2 separate regions of the Homo sapiens genome follow, and region 1 is linked to region 2. Evidence: read pairs that join two places in POLR2A ChIA-PET (ENCODE). Cell type or tissue: PC-9. All regions are shown on one strand. Links, peaks and the distances in the headings refer to the core of each region. The heading gives the core; the rest is flanking DNA.

Region 1 (8,326 bases), core at 307-8,306, 140 kb after region 2:
AGCGAGCGAGGCCAGGCCAGGAGAAGCAACCGCAGCCTCCTATGGTCGCCCCTTCCCGACCCACCCCAGGCGTCAGGAGTTCCGCGCCCGGGTAAGGGAAGGAGGGCGGGCGGGCGGGGCGGGGCGGGGTTTTGGCGCCGCGCCCCCGTCACGTGATGAAGCCATCATGGCGGCGGCCAGAGGCCTGCCCGGCTCCCGGAAGCAGGCTGTGAGGGGCGGGAGCGCTGCTGGAACCCGAGCCGGAGCCGGAGCCACAGCGGGGAGGGTGGCCTGGCGGCCTGGAGCCGGACGTGTCCGGGGCGTCCCCGCAGACCGGGGCAGCAGGTGAGGCGGAGTCTGGGCGAGGTGCAAGTGGATGTGGCAGGGCTGGGCAGGGGCTAGGGGGCGCAGTGGGGTGCCAGTGACCTGGAGGAGTGGGCCTCTGAGATGCACACGCATGACCCTGAAGCAACTCGAGAGGCCTGCGCGGGTGGGAGGGATGCCCGGGACAGAGGATGAGACACTGAGGGCAAAAAGAGGCTCCGCAGCGAGGACGGGAGGTAATAGAAGGAAGTGTACGGGAGCTGCTGTGGGAAAGGGCAGTAGAATTTGCGGGAGCGGGATTATTGAAAGGGACTCCCTCTTCACAGGCAAGGATGGGTTGAGTGCCCAGTCCTCTCCCCTGTCTTCTTACCCCTCCCTGCCCCACAGTGTCCTAGGAGACAGCTTTGGCGTGGCCACTCCTCCCACCCACCCAACTGGTCCCTCCGGTCTGAGATCTTGGGGAGTGGAGTTGGCAGCGGGGTTGGGTGGAGCTGCCATCTGCTTAAGACAGCCCCTTGACCGTGCTGCCCGAAGGATGGATATGGCTCTGACTCCCACCTCTCTTCCCAGGTCGTCCGGGGGCCCACCATGCTGGTGACTGCCTACCTTGCTTTTGTAGGCCTCCTGGCCTCCTGCCTGGGGCTGGAACTGTCAAGATGCCGGGCTAAACCCCCTGGAAGGGCCTGCAGCAATCCCTCCTTCCTTCGGTTTCAACTGGACTTCTATCAGGTCTACTTCCTGGCCCTGGCAGCTGATTGGCTTCAGGCCCCCTACCTCTATAAACTCTACCAGCATTACTACTTCCTGGAAGGTCAAATTGCCATCCTCTATGTCTGTGGCCTTGCCTCTACAGTCCTCTTTGGCCTAGTGGCCTCCTCCCTTGTGGATTGGCTGGGTCGCAAGAATTCTTGTGTCCTCTTCTCCCTGACTTACTCACTATGCTGCTTAACCAAACTCTCTCAAGACTACTTTGTGCTGCTAGTGGGGCGAGCACTTGGTGGGCTGTCCACAGCCCTGCTCTTCTCAGCCTTCGAGGCCTGGTATATCCATGAGCACGTGGAACGGCATGACTTCCCTGCTGAGTGGATCCCAGCTACCTTTGCTCGAGCTGCCTTCTGGAACCATGTGCTGGCTGTAGTGGCAGGTGTGGCAGCTGAGGCTGTAGCCAGCTGGATAGGGCTGGGGCCTGTAGCGCCCTTTGTGGCTGCCATCCCTCTCCTGGCTCTGGCAGGGGCCTTGGCCCTTCGAAACTGGGGGGAGAACTATGACCGGCAGCGTGCCTTCTCAAGGACCTGTGCTGGAGGCCTGCGCTGCCTCCTGTCGGACCGCCGCGTGCTGCTGTTGGGCACCATACAAGCTCTATTTGAGAGTGTCATCTTCATCTTTGTCTTCCTCTGGACACCTGTGCTGGACCCACACGGGGCCCCTCTGGGCATTATCTTCTCCAGCTTCATGGCAGCCAGCCTGCTTGGCTCTTCCCTGTACCGTATCGCCACCTCCAAGAGGTACCACCTTCAGCCCATGCACCTGCTGTCCCTTGCTGTGCTCATCGTCGTCTTCTCTCTCTTCATGTTGACTTTCTCTACCAGCCCAGGCCAGGAGAGTCCGGTGGAGTCCTTCATAGCCTTTCTACTTATTGAGTTGGCTTGTGGATTATACTTTCCCAGCATGAGCTTCCTACGGAGAAAGGTGATCCCTGAGACAGAGCAGGCTGGTGTACTCAACTGGTTCCGGGTACCTCTGCACTCACTGGCTTGCCTAGGGCTCCTTGTCCTCCATGACAGTGATCGAAAAACAGGCACTCGGAATATGTTCAGCATTTGCTCTGCTGTCATGGTGATGGCTCTGCTGGCAGTGGTGGGACTCTTCACCGTGGTAAGGCATGATGCTGAGCTGCGGGTACCTTCACCTACTGAGGAGCCCTATGCCCCTGAGCTGTAACCCCACTCCAGGACAAGATAGCTGGGACAGACTCTTGAATTCCAGCTATCCGGGATTGTACAGATCTCTCTGTGACTGACTTTGTGACTGTCCTGTGGTTTCTCCTGCCATTGCTTTGTGTTTGGGAGGACATGATGGGGGTGATGGACTGGAAAGAAGGTGCCAAAAGTTCCCTCTGTGTTACTCCCATTTAGAAAATAAACACTTTTAAATGATCATTGATTTGATTTACTCATCCTTACCTGTAGCCTTATCAGTAGTTTCTGGTGAGTGGGCAGCTAGAGGTTTTTTTTTTAGTTTTTTTTTGTTTTGTTTTGTTTGTTTTTGTTTTGAGACGGAGTCTTGCTCTGTCGCCCAGGCTGGAGTGCAATGGCGCGATCTTGGCTCACTGCAACCTCCGCCTCCCGGATTCAAGCAATTCTCCTGCTTCAGCCTCCCAAGTAGCTGGGATTACATGTGCCTGCTACCATGCCCAGCTAATTTTTGTATTTTTAATAGAGATGGGGTTTCATGTTGACCAGGCTGGTCTCGAACTCCTCACTTCAGGTGATCCACCCACCTCGGCCTCCCAAAGTGTTGGGATTACAGGCATGAGCCACCACGCCCAGCCCAGCTAGAGGTTTTGAGGTGGGATTATCAGCAAAAGTTTTCTGTTTCTAACTTCTCCAAGGCTGTCTCCAGTTCAAACTGAGAACTATGGAATTGCTCTCAGCAGAGCTGTGTGGGAAGGGCCTGAGGCTTCTAGGTCCTCCACATTCCTCTGTTGTGGGACAGGCACTCCCCCCAGTTGTCAAGCAGAACCCTTGCTTACATCCAGGGTAAGATGATCTCCAGAGCACATGGAGTAGATGCCCCATATGCCAGGCCACTGAGCAAAGATTCCAGGGGCTTGGGCTGCTGCTGTGACCACTCCTTGGGCAAAGCCAGGGCCCTTCCTACCAAAGTAAGCTTGCAGCTCAGCACAGGCCTGCTGCCTCCCTTTTGCCTCTGTGGCTATGAATGCACCATTTGTCCAACATCATCTGGGTCTACCAGATCCTGTATCCCTGTGTGAAACCGAAGTGAAAGGCTGCCAAGGGGACAGAGTGGTGCATGGCTGAGGGACTAGGATGTCTTATCTGTACCTGACTGTCCCCAACCCAGCCTGAATGAGGGTGAGGGAGCCATCAGGGCAGGAAACAGTACTAGTGAGCCAGTTCTGTGGGTGCCTCCCTGCCTCACCTCTGATTGTATCTGCCTTTCCTCCTCCCACCAAAACCTGGGCTTCTCAGGGGAAGCACAGCCAGCTTTAAGAAGGGTGGGGAGGGAAGGAGGGTAGGCTCAAGGATGTGTCCTGGAATGTGCTTGAGATGGGCATGGGGGACACATACCCTTTCTGGAAAGGGGTTAATGACCTTTCCTTGGGTCCCAGACTACTCAGAAAGATGCAGGATGTTCCAAGACCTGCAGGTCCCAACCTGTGTGGAGAGATAGCATCAGCAGGTGCTGGTGGAATGCAGGGTGGAAGGGCTTCTGCAGGGTGAGGCCAAGGGGAGGAATGGGTGGTGGTCTCAGGTCCCTACTCAGACTAGGAAAAAACATGTTCCCCCACCCAGGCTTCAGGGAATAGAGGTTGAGGTTAAGTAAGAAAAACACATATCAGCCAGGTGTGGTGACTTACACCTGTAATCCCAGCACTTTGGGAGGCCCAGGAGTTTGAGACCAGCCTGGGCAACACGGCGAAACCCCGTCTCTACAAAAAATACAAAAATTAGCTGTGCGTAGTGGCATGTGCCCATGGTCTGAGTTACTTGGGAGGCTGAGGTGGGAGGATCAATTGAGCCTGGGAGATCGAGGCTGCAGTGAGTGATAATTGAGACACGCCACTGCACTCCAGCCTGGGCAACAGAATGAGACTGTCTCAAAAAACAAAAAAAAAGAAAAGGCATCTTTTCTACTACCCCCCTACTCCTGCCACCCATCATCTCAAGACTAAAGACAGTCTTGCAATAACTCCACTTCCTCTTTCTGCCCTGTTGGGCTAGACCTAGATATACTTTATAGTTATTTGTAGATGTTCCGTCTCAAGATCATGCTATGATCTTGAGGGGAAGAGGAAACAGTCTTACTCACCTTTATCTCCTGCATATATACACACAATTGGATGCTTTCCCCATGGCTGTGCTCAGTACATATCTGGAGAGGAGACAGGCTAGCTCACACCTGGCTTTTCAGGAGACACTTGGTGATTTGTTGTTTTGGATGACAATATCATTATTATCGGTTTTTGTTTTATTTTGTTTTTGAGATAGGGTCTCGCTCTGTCGCCTAGGCCAGAGTGTAGTGGCAGGATCATGGCTCACTGCAGCCTCGACCTCCTGGGCTCAAGCGATCCTCCCACCTTAGCCTCCCAAGTAGTAGGGACTACAGGCAGCACCACCATACCCAGCTAATTTTTTAAAAATTTTTGTAGAGACAAGGGTCTATGTTGCCCAGGCTCATCTGAAACTCCTGGGTTCAAGCCATCCTCCCTTCTCAGCCTCCCAAAGTGCTGGGATTACAGGTGTGAGCCACCACACCTGGCCTGACAGTAATTATTAGTGGCCCTCACATTCCTAAGTGATATGGAAATAGAGGGGTAGGGGAGACTAATGAGATTCCTTTAGCTTTGTCCCTGATGAGCTTGCTTCAAAGGGGCTGGTGGCAAATAGAGTGGAGAGTGTTCTTTCCTGTCAGACTCACAGCGTGTTAAGAGCTGGAAGGCATCTTAGAGATTATCCATTTGGCCTTAAACATTTTTTATTGAGCACCTGCTATGCCGTGTGTTTTACCGCTAGGTACTGGTGATATTTTTATTTATTATTTTATTTTATTTTATTTTTTAAGATGGAGTTTCGCTCTTGTCACCCAGGCTGGAGTGCAGTGGCACAATCTCGGCTCACCACAACCTCTACCTCCCAGGTTCAAGCAATTCTGCCTCAGCCTCCCAAGTAGCTGGGACTACAGGCGTGCACCACCACGCCTAGCTAATTTTTGTATTTTTAGTAGAGACAGGGTTTCACCATCTTGGCCATGCTGGTCTCAAACTCCTGACCTCATGATCCACCCGCCTTGGCCTCCCAAAGTGCTGGGATTACAGGCATGAGCAACCGTGCCCGGCCTATTTATTTATTTTTTTGAGATGGAGTCTCGCTGTATTGCCAGGCTGGAGTGCAGTGGCACCATCTCGGCTCCGAGGTTCAAGTGATTCTCCTGCCTCAGCCTCCCGCGTAGCTGGGACTACAGACACACCCCACCGCACCCAGTTAATTTTTAGTAGAGACGAGATTTCACCATGTTGGCCAGAATGGTCTTGATTTCTTGACCTCGTGATCCACCCGCCTCAGGCTCCCAAAGTGCTGGGATTACAGGCGTGAGCCACCACACCTGGCCTTATTTATTTATTTATTTATTTATTTATTTATTTTACCCAAGAGGAAAATCCACTTAAAGAAAGCAAATAACTTGCCTAAGGGCATGTAGCAAGTGAGTGATAAAACTAAGACTAAACCTTGCCTCTTTTTGCCAACCCAGTGCCCCCTCTATGACACATGCTGCCTCTGTCCCATGGGACTTCACTTACCTGTTTTTTTAGCCTCCAGCCCTGCTTCCCCACCCAAAGCTCTGTCCCTGGAGAACAGCAAGAGAGTAGGAGTATTTGGCTGTCTGATCCACTTAGGGGTATCTATCCAGATTATTCAAATGAGGGACTGGTTCACCAGGTGCATACTCCCTGCGAAATGCTGCTCATGATGCTCCACCAAGAGGCCCCATAGGGAAGTGATTAAAAATGTGGATCTGAGGGCCGGGTGCGGTGGCTCACACCTGTAATCCCAGCACTTTGGGAGGCCAAGGCGGGCGGATCATGAGGTCAGGAGATCAAGACTATCCTGGCTAACACGGTGAAACCCTGTCTTTACTAAAAATACAAAAAATTAGCCAGTTGTGGTGGTGGGCGCCTGTAGTCCCAGCTACTTGGGAGGCTGAGGGAGAAGAATGGCATGAACCCGGGAGGTGGAGCTTGCAGTGAGCCAAGGTCGCACCACTGCACTCCAGCCTGGGCGACAGAGGGAGACTCCACCTGGAAAAAAAAAATGTGGATCTGGCCGGGCACAGTGGCTCACTCCTGTAATCCCAGCACTCTGGGAGGCCAAGGCAGGTGGATCACCAGAGGTCAGGAGTCGAGACCAGCCTGGCCAACATGGTGAAACCCGTCTCTATGATAATACAAAAATTAGCCAGGCATGGTGGTGGGCGCCTGTAATCCCAGCTACTCGGGAGGCTGAAGCAGGAGAATCGCTTGAACCCTGGAGGCGGAGGTTGCAGTGAGCCGAGATCATGCCATCATGCCATTCATTGCACTCCAGCCTGGGCAACAAGAGTGAAACTCCATCTCAAAAAAAAAAAAAAAAAAAGCCCAACTGCCTGGTTTGAATCTGGCTCCACAACTCTGTGCCTCAGTTTCCTCATCTGTGAAATGGGGAGGATAGTATAGTTTCAACCCCTAAGGGTTCTTGTGAGGATTAAATGCGTCATTGTACTTAAGTGCTTAGAACAGTATTTGGCCCACAGTATAAGCACTACATAAGTGTTTGCTTTTATATTTTATTTTTTAACTTCTCCAATCCAGCTGAGCCTATCTAGATTTGAGTGTGGGAATGAGTGGACAGGACTGTAATGGGGTGTAGAACTTCCCAATGCATCTTAGTGATTGGGGGATTCCCAGCAGCGTTTATCCTCAGTACTGGCCCAGATGGAATTATCGAGCTATTTGAGAAGGCTTCTACTCTGGGATATGTGAGCATCTGAGCTGGGTGTCAATGTGTTCCACTTGAACTCATTTCCTCTTCCTCTAGTGGGAAAGTCAGCTTGGGGTTAGACTGGATACAACCACCATCTTTCACTAAGAGGCTCCTGATTTTCTGAATTTCCATCCAGCTGGAAACATGATTATTTGATCTGGAGCTTTTAAGCGATCCTGAGGAGAAAAGAGAAACATCCTGGGGACCCAGGAGCCAATGAACGAGGAGGCAGGAGGACTGGGGCAGGAAGACAGTACAGGGTTCTGAGGCCTGGAGGATGACCTCTTCCTGGAAATTCAGTCCCTGCCCTGGGAGGGGAGGGGGCTGTTCCCGGCTAATGGTCAGCTGAGTCTAGGTCCTCTCCTTATCGCTCTTCCCCTAACCCCAATCCTGTGGTTTTCCTGCCCTTTTTATTATTTGCTGCCACTACCTCCCCATAGAACCACAGATTGGAAATGTAACACAAACAAATGTCATGCTTGAGATCAGATCTGATGTTATAAAAATACCTCACATTTACTTTAACTGTTTTTTTCATAAAGTTATATGGTCTCATTGTAAAATGGTCAAATGCAAATACAGAAATGCATATTTTATATACATATGTGAATATCAGTATGTGCTAATTACGTTATAGTAGTATATTAAAATACATATATTTGTATTGCTATATAAATATATAGTTGACGCTTGAACAACAGCAAGCCACTGACCCATGGCGCAGTTCAAAATCTGAGTATGGCTTTTTCTTTTTTTTTTTGGGGGGGACAGGGCCTCCCTCTTTCACCCAGGCTGGAGGGCAGTGGCACAATTTTGGCTCACTGCAGCCTCAGCCTCCTGGATTCAAGCAATTCTCCTACCTCTGCCTCCCCAGTAACTGGGACTACAAGGTGTGCGCCATCATGCCTGACTAATTTTTGCATTTTTAGTAGAGATGGGGTTTCACCATGTTGGCCAGGCTGGTCTCAAACTCCTGATCTCAAGTGAGCCGCCCACCTTGGCCTCCCAAAGTGCTGGGGTTACGGGAGTGAGCCACCATGCCCGGCTTTTTCTTGAGACTGAATCTTGCTATGTCACCCAGGCTGGCCTCCAACTGCTGAGCTCAAGTGATCCTCCCACCTCCACCTCAGCCTCCAGACTGGCTGGGACTACTCAAACACCACCGTGCTTGGCATTTTTTTTTTTTTTTTGCCTTCTGTTGCTGCCTCTGAAAATAATTCATTTTTTTTCTTTTTCGTTTTAAGACAAGGTCTTATGTCACC
Region 2 (8,326 bases), core at 149-8,148:
AATGCAAAGCAGGCGTATGAGTGAGCCCTATTGCTTCCCTGGGTGGTACCGGACAAATGGCTTAACAAGCCCAATAGGAAAACAATAGGCTCCCGGCATATGATCTGTTTAACTCACCCTTTGAGCGTGTCTGCTTCTGATCTCTGTTCTTCCCCAGTAGTGAAAGGGACGTGCAGTTTTGCACACGGGACAGCCCTCGGGAGGGTCCCCAGGAAAAATCTCACGGGCAGCTGCTTGGACCCTCCTGAAGACTGTCTCATCGCAAGCCACTGGTGGCTGAACACAGCACCATCCCGGTCTCTCCTGGCTGGCTTGCCACGTTTTGTTCCCAGGTCAAACTGAAGGTTGGGCTGCTATTTCTTGAGGCCCAGTAACGAGATGCAGATGAACTGGGGAGGAAGAGAGTTTTTATTTCTGTAACCAGTTACAGGGAGAAGGCCTGGAAATTATCACCAGGCCAATTAAAAATTATAAAGTTTTCCAGAGCTTATATACCTTCTAAGCTCTATGTCTATGTGTAGGTGTGCATTCATCTAAAGACATAAGTGATTAACTTCTTTTAATCTATAACTAAGGTCTGAGTCTTGAAGACCTTCTTCTGGAGCCTCAGTAAGTTTACTTAATCTAAATGGGTCCAGGTGCTGGGGTGATTACCCTTCTCTTATCTCCTGCTAAATCACAGAGGTTTGGGGAGTTCCTTCAGAATCCCAATAAACTCATTTGTGGAGGCCTGGGGAGTTTCTTCAGACCCCCAATAAAACTTGTTTAATCATGCTTTGAGGTTCAGGAAAGGCCTAGGCAAAACTCTTGGTGGGCTTTTGTTACATTCTGGCCTTTGTATAAGGGCACTGGCTTTTAATATTTAACTTAACCACTCTATCAGTACTGAAACAGTTGTTATGGAGGCCTGTATTAGTGAAACCTGGCCTGCCACATCCCCTCTCCCTATGTTGGGCTTGGGAAGCAATGAAAAAAACAGCTCCAAGGATCCACAGGCTCAGCAACAGCACTGCCTTTTGGTAAAATTTTTGTTGTTAGTTATACAAGTATTAAAAGGACAAAATCTACTGCTAGGTTTGCATAAGAAAAAAATAAATTAAAAAAACTAAAAATGATAAAATCTCAGTAAAAAGCTCAAATACATGTTTTTGTGTAAAGGAGGTCCTTCTTGACCGCCTCCTTCAATCCCACACTGCTCTCGGAGGATTTTAAACAGTTTCTGGCTGGGTGCAGTGGCTCACGCCTGTAATCCCAGCACTTTGGGAGGCCGAGGCAGGCGGATCACTTGAGGTCAGCAATTCAAGACCAGTCTGGCCAATATGGTGAAACCCTGTCTCTACTGAAAAAAAAAAAATTAGCCAGTCGTGGTGGTGCAAGCCTGTAGTCCCAGCTATTCAGGAGGCTGAAGCAGGATAATTGTTTGAACCCGGGAGGCGGAGGTTGCAGTGAGCAGAAATTGTGCCACTGCACTCCAGCCTGGGTGACAGAGCGAGACTCTGTCTCTAAAAAAAACAGTTTCTGAGTTTCCACCCAGAGCATTTTCCATGCATTGACATTCAGTACCAAAGATAGGTACATTGTGGAGGTTTCACGTAAACAAGAAACTGTACCTATTATTTTGTAATTTGATTTTACTCCCTAACAATTTATTTTAGGGATCTTTTCATGTTAGTCCATTGGTTTGAAGGACTGAAGAATATGGAGGTGCCAGATTTGTTCACTTAGTCCTTTACTAATGGACACTTAGGTTGTTTTCAGTTTTTCCCCTTAACAAACCATACACTATTAACCTAGGCTAACAAAACACTGAACAACCGGCATCCTATTACCTCCAATCTACAACAACAGACGCTCCAAAGGAATAAAACTAAGGAAAGTCAGTCTAGTTACCTCATATCCTAACATGTGTTGTATATAGAGTACTGAGCCCTTACCAACACCATGAAATCAGAGAGGGCTCTCAAGGTCATTTAGAATCAAACTCATGCCATGACTGAGTCTCCTGGAGCAACGCCCTGTGCCACAGAGGTGCCGTCTTGAACACCTCCAGAGATGGGGAGCTCACAACCTGATCAAGATACCTCAGTTCATCTTCCAGGAGCTCAGACTGAAGAGGAAGGGGACAAGAATGGGCTTCACTTGTCTACTTTGTCTCTCCTTCCCCACTCCAAGGCTGCTGCTGGAGTTTGACCTACTGATCTTCAGCTTCGGACAGCTGCCATTGGCGCTGGTGACCTGGGTGCCCATGTTTCTGTCCACCCTGTTGGCGCCGTACCAGGCCCTACGGCTGTGGGCCAGGGGCACCTGGACGCAGGCGACGGGCCTGGGCTGTGCGCTGCTAGCCGCCCACGCCGTGGTGCTCTGCGCGCTGCCGGTCCACGTGGCCGTGGAGCATCAGCTCCCGCCGGCCTCCCGTTGTGTCCTGGTCTTCGAGCAGGTGAGGGCCGAGCCCTGCTGACGGACAGGAAGGAACCAGCTGGTGGGGCCATCTCAGCAGAGGGGGAGTCCCCCAAAGAGGGGGCGGGGCCCACGAGAGGGAGGCGCTGGAGAAGGCATTGGCAGGGGCGGAGCTAGTTACCGGGGGTGGAGTCCATTACGAGGGATTTGGGGAACCTGCAGGCTGGAAGGCAAACACTGTGACACCGCCATCACAGGAGGTTGACCGGAAGACTCCGCTCTGGCCTCTTATCCTAGCAGCCTTCATTCATCCCAGCATATGTTAGGCTATACGGCCATCCAACAAAAAGAAAAAGTATGGGCTCTGACCAGACAGATCTTACACTCTGCCTGCCTCTCAGAGGTAACCCAGAGCACAGAGAGGTTAAGCGATTTGCTTAAAGCCACACAGCAACTTTTCCTCCCCTTCCATTCTGCCACAGGTTAGGTTCCTGATGAAAAGCTACTCCTTCCTGAGAGAGGCTGTGCCTGGGACCCTTCGTGCCAGACGAGGTGAGGCCTTCATCTTGCCCGGTTGTGAACTCAGTCCTCTTGGCTGACTGAATGAAGCCAGCAGGTGCAGGATCCTGATAAAAGTCCCTGCCTTCCTAAGCCCGGGTTGCCCACCAGGCACAGCCCTGGCATCCAGCTGGGCTCTGTGGGCCTTCATCATTAGGCATTCTCAGCCCCTGCCTCTGACAGATGGCACCTCTGTTACCCAGGACTTCTGGCACTTTCCTATTTCCTATTTCCAGGCCCAGCCTGTCACCCAGGCTTTGTTATTCCATTTATAGAGCACAGGCAGAGTATATTTAGCATCATTCTTAAGGGCCCTAAAATTTTTGGAATGACAAGTTGGCACTGGCTCCAACTTAAAGTCACCAGCTGCATTAGCCCTTAACAAGAGCCCTTAAAGTCACCAGCTGCAGGCTGAGCACAGTGGCTCACACAGGTAATCCCAGCACTCTGGGACACTGAGACAGGAGGATCGTTTGAGCCCAGGAGTTCAAGACCAGCCTGAGCAACGTAGTGAGATGGGGTCTCACTTCAAAAAACTTTTTAAAATTAGCCAGGTGTGGTGGCTAATGCCTGTGGTCCCAGCTGTGTGGAAGGCTGAGGTGAGAAGATTACTTGAGTCCGGGAGGTGAAGGCTGCAGTGAGCCATGACTATGTCACTGTACTCCAGCCTGGGCAACAGACTGAGATCCCATCTCAAAAAAAAAAAGTGAGAGACATGCAACTCTTTCTTTCACTCACTTGAACACTTAAAGACCATTTCAACGTTATTAATTGGCCCAATTTCAAATTTTTTTTTTTTTTTTTGAGATGGAGTCTTGCCCTGTTTCCCAGGCTGGAGTGCAGTGGCACGATCTTGGCTCACTGCAGCCTCCACCTTCTGGGTTCAAGCGATTCTCCTGCCTCAGCCTCCTGAGTAGCTGGGATTATAGGTGTGTGTCACCACACCCAGCTAACTTTTTTGTACTTTTAGTAGAGACAGGGTTTCACCATGTTGGCCAGGGTGGTCTCGAACTCCTGACCTCCAGTGATCCACCCACCTCAGCCTCCCAAAGTGCTGGGATTACAGGCATGAGCCACCGCGCCCGGCCAATTTTTTTTTTTTTTTTTTTTTTTTTAGAGACAGGGTCTTGCTATGTTGCCCAGGCTGGTCTTGAACTCCTGGGCTTAAGCAATCCTCCTGCCTTGGCCTCCCAAAGTGTTGGGATTACAGGAGTGAGCCATTGAGGCTGGCCCCTAATTTCAATATCGTTGTATCTCAGCGAATAGGAAAGCTCGAGGAGAACAGAAGAGATGGGAGAATGGCCGGTCAGCAGAGTAGTCAGAACACACACAGAATTTGTCAGTTAAGTTTGCTCTCTTATTTGGGTGTATTTCATGATGCCCTAAAACAATTACAATTGTAACATTAAAAATCACTGGTCACAGTGATTTTTGCCGAGGTGAGAAGTTGGGGTAGAAGGGTGGACCTGTGACTCATGGTGGTGGAGAGGGGACGTTTCTGGGAGGCCTGGGGAGGCAGTGGGAGGGTGGTGCCAAGGGAAGAGGAGGCCAGTGCTGGGCCAGAGGTCCAATGCCACCGGCAGCTGCCAGTGTCCCTCTCCAGTTATGTATCCCCACACCCCCTCCAGGCCCTGGGCTGTGTGCTCTATGCCTGTGCACCATACCACATATAATAATAAGAAGAAAGAAATATTTCAGGAATTGCCAAAATGTGACACAGTGGCATGAAGTGAGCACTTGCCGTTGGAAAAAGTGGCACTGATAGCCTTGTCTCTTGCAGGGTTGCCACAAACTTTCAATTTGTAAAAGAGGCAATATCTGGGAAGTGCAGTAAAATAAGATGTGCCTGTATTAGGAAGTCCAGACAGAAGGGGAAGGAGAATGGGTTGTCGAACGTGTGGGTACCAAATGAAGCTCTGGCCACAGCAGGCCCTGCACTGGAAGATAGGGTGCCTGAAATGACAGCAGAAGAGATGGTGTTAAAGAGCCAGTTCCGCTCCTGCCCAGCTTAGCTCCCCTAGCCCGCATCCAGGTCCTACGTCCAGCTCCTTGCTTATCCCCCACCCCCACCCTATCCATTTCTCCACTCACCAATCCCACCACCCTTCCCCAGCAGCCCCCTCACCTCTGCCCTCTGCCCTTGCCCTTACTAATCCACCCCTCTCATTCCTCCCCAGGTGAGGGGATCCAGGCCCCCAGTTTCTCCAGCTACCTCTACTTCCTCTTCTGCCCAACACTCATCTACAGGGAGACTTACCCTAGGTAAGACCCTGCACTCCTTCCCCAAATGCCCAGGCCCATCAGGAAACTTACCCTTCTACTCTCCCCTCCCTGAGGTCCTCAGGCTCACCTCAGGCACTGGCCACTTTCTCAGGAAGCATCTCATAATAAAGATGGGAAATAGGTGACTGGTAGACTACCCTGTCTCCTTGCCCGGCCTATGATGACACTAGGGCAACCCACTTTCCTGGTTTACCCAGGACTGTCTTGATAATCCTACCCATCCTACACACCCTTGTTGACATCCATGCTTAAAACCCACTTGTTATCTCTGTTATGGAAAGTTCAGAGTATCCTAGACCCCACCACCCTAGATAATCCTCCCAGGCCTAAGCAATTAAGGGAACTGAGGAGAGAGGGCCCCAGAACCCGTGCCCAGGCTGAACAGAGAACAACATGAAAGAATGAGAAACATATTGTCCCCATTGCCGCTGCAGGACGCCCTATGTCAGGTGGAATTATGTGGCCAAGAACTTTGCCCAGGTGAGAAGATAGGGTAGAAGGGTGGACCTGTGACTCATGGTGGTGGAGAGGGGACATTTCTGGGAGGCCTGGGGAGGCAGTGGGAGGGTGATGCCAAGGGAAGAGAAGGCCAGTGCTGGGCCAGAGGTCAATGCCACCGGCAGCTGCCAGCATCCCTCTCCAGTTATGTGTCCCCATGCCCCCTCCAGGCCCTGGGATGTGTGCTCTATGCCTGCTTCATCCTGGGCCGCCTCTGTGTTCCTGTCTTTGCCAACATGAGCCGAGAGCCCTTCAGCACCCGTGCCCTGGTGCTCTCTATCCTGCATGCCACGTTGCCAGGTGAGCCAACTAAGGTAGGGCTAGAGCAGCTGTGCCCTGGGGAAGGCTAATCAGGGAAGGCCTTGCTAGTTACCTTCCCTCAGTTTCAACACGTTCTCCTTCTGAGTCTCTCCTCACATCTGTCCCCTCCTATCAGGGCCATTGCCATGGTCTCAGTTCAGACCATCTGCTCCCCCTCCACATCAGCCTCCTAACCCATCTCCCTGGCACCCAGATCTTTCCTTTCCCATCTACCCCTAACACTGCTGCCCAGGTGAACTTTCCTACTGCAACTAATCATTCCCTACCCTCCTTCAAAAACTCTAGTGATAAGTCAATGCTGGCACTTTTGGATCAGATATGAACCCTTGATGTGGCATCCAAGGCTCCTTCCCACACAGCCCCAGCCTATCTGGGGGAAGATATGTGCTTCCATGCCTCCAGGCCTTTGCCCATACTGGCCCCTCAGCTTGAAATACCCTTTCCTAATTTTCAGCCATGGAATCTAGTTGCTTCTTGGAGGCCCATGGTTGAGATGCCCCCTCCTGTGGGAAGCCTTCCTTTTGTAGCCATCAATTACTATGACCCACCTGTTTCTCTGTACTCACAGGCACATCAATGCCACCATACTTAGCTCCCATTACATTTGCCCTGGACACATGGTTGGACATCTTTCTGTCTCTGTCTCTGTGTGTGTCTCACTTCAATTACTCTGTGAACTCCCAATGGCCCTTTGAGATTCATCTCTATCACCAACATCTGGCACAAAGTGATGCCAAGTAAATGTACATGAACAAATGGATGAATAAATGAATGCATGAGGCCAGGCACAGTGGCTCACACCTGTAATCACAACACTTTGGGAGGCCAAAGGAGGAGGACCGCTTGAGGCCAGGAGTTCGAGACTAGACTGGACAATATAGTGAGATCTCATCTCTACAAAAAACTTAAAAATAGCCAGGCATGGTGGCTCACACCTGTAATCCCAGCACTTTGGGAGGCTAAGGTGGGTGGATCACGAGGTCAGGAGATCAAGACCATCCTGGCTAACACGGTGAAACCCCATCTCTACCAAAAATACAAAAAATTAGCCGGGCGTGGTGGCGGGCGTCTGTAGTCCCAGCTACTCGGGAGGCTGAGGCAGGAGAATGGCATGAACCCAGGAGGCGGAGCTTGCAGTGAGCTGAGATCGTGCCACTGCACTCCAGACTGGGAGAGAGAGACTCCGTCTCAAAAAAATAATAATAATAAAAAAAATTAGCTGGGAGTGGTGGCTCATGTCTGTAGTTCCAGTTACTTGGGAGGCTGAGGTGGGAGGATCACTTGAGTCCAGGAGTTTGAGGCTGCAGCGAGCTATGATCACACCACTGCAGTCCAGCCTGTCTCAAAAAAAAAAAAAAAAAGGAATGCATAAATTTGTGAATTACCAATAAATGAATGGTAAGAGTTGGGGCCCTGGTTTCTGGGCAGGGGCTCCTCAGAACCCAGATCAGGGCTGCCTGTGGGTCCATGTGGGCCAGCCTGACCTGCAGCCTCTTGTCCCCAACCACCAGGCATCTTCATGCTGCTGCTCATCTTCTTTGCCTTCCTCCATTGCTGGCTCAACGCCTTTGCCGAGATGCTACGATTTGGAGACAGGATGTTCTACCGGGTGGGGCCTGGACCTAGGCCAGTTGGAAGCTGGAGATAGGGAGGGTTAGGGAGGGATCTGGGGAAGATGGTAGCCAGGTTGGGTGTCACTTCAGCCATGCTGTTCACCTCCCATAATAAGAAATGCAGTCCTCTGGATGTGCTTATAATGCCACCCCTCCACCTCCTGACAAGCCAGGGCTAACTGCTTTTGTGTGCATGGTACTACAGAATCTTCTCCTGAGAGAGGGAGTAGGAGGGAGGACAGGGCCTCCGTGACCTGAGGAGGGAGGTGGGAGAGTGTCTGCTGTCCCTGTTCTGCCAGGAGCCAGCCCTTCTGGAACACTGGGATAGGGTGCAGGCAGAGGGAGCAGTGGGGAGGAGCCGGAACCCAGATGCTTGCTTACCTCCTTTCCCCCACTCTGACCCCACCTTCTCCAGGACTGGTGGAACTCAACGTCCTTCTCCAACTACTACCGCACTTGGAACGTGGTGGTCCATGACTGGCTGTACAGCTACGTGTATCAGGATGGGCTGCGGGTATGGGCCCTGCAGACCCCTTCAGCTCTCACAGTTAATAGGGGCTCTCCTTCCTTCCCTCTCCTTCCCTCCTGCTACAGTGTGGCAACTACACCACTCACCTAAGGGCCTAAGGGCCGTTTTGATTTCATCTGTCCTCATT

The links. ChIA-PET counts read pairs that join two places held together with the same protein. Peaks named below come from ENCODE experiments on the same cell type or tissue, not always from the same donor. Only the 100,000 strongest peaks of a DNase experiment are listed, where the experiment ranks them.
Region 1: POLR2A ChIA-PET joins it to region 2 with 18 read pairs; 5 of 35 experiments call an interaction of 5 or more read pairs at or near these places.

The regions. Positions count from the first base shown.
Region 1 is chr12:53,251,945-53,260,270 of GRCh38, forward strand. SLC61A1 (solute carrier family 61 member 1) reads left to right here and starts at 151. Exons shown (of 2, transcript NM_032889.5): 1 at 151-324; 2 at 874-2,462. The coding sequence starts at 892. The coding sequence ends at 2,244. RefSeq lists enhancers at 1-668, 4,302-4,501 and silencers at 134-413, 424-473. In PC-9, for the core only: a CTCF peak has its summit at 484; a DNase peak (open chromatin) is centred at 727; H3K4me3 peaks cover 1,124 bases; H3K27ac peaks cover 552 bases.
Region 2 is chr12:53,113,218-53,121,543 of GRCh38, forward strand. SOAT2 (sterol O-acyltransferase 2) reads left to right here. Exons shown (of 15, transcript NM_003578.4): 6 at 2,173-2,437; 7 at 2,880-2,949; 8 at 5,133-5,217; 9 at 5,673-5,718; 10 at 5,907-6,036; 11 at 7,569-7,666; 12 at 8,086-8,184. It overlaps LOC124902936 (a long non-coding RNA gene), which reads right to left and starts at 2,314. Exons shown (of 3, transcript XR_007063315.1): 1 at 2,082-2,314; 2 at 118-389. In PC-9, for the core only: no CTCF peak of the experiment used is centred there; no DNase peak of the experiment used is centred there.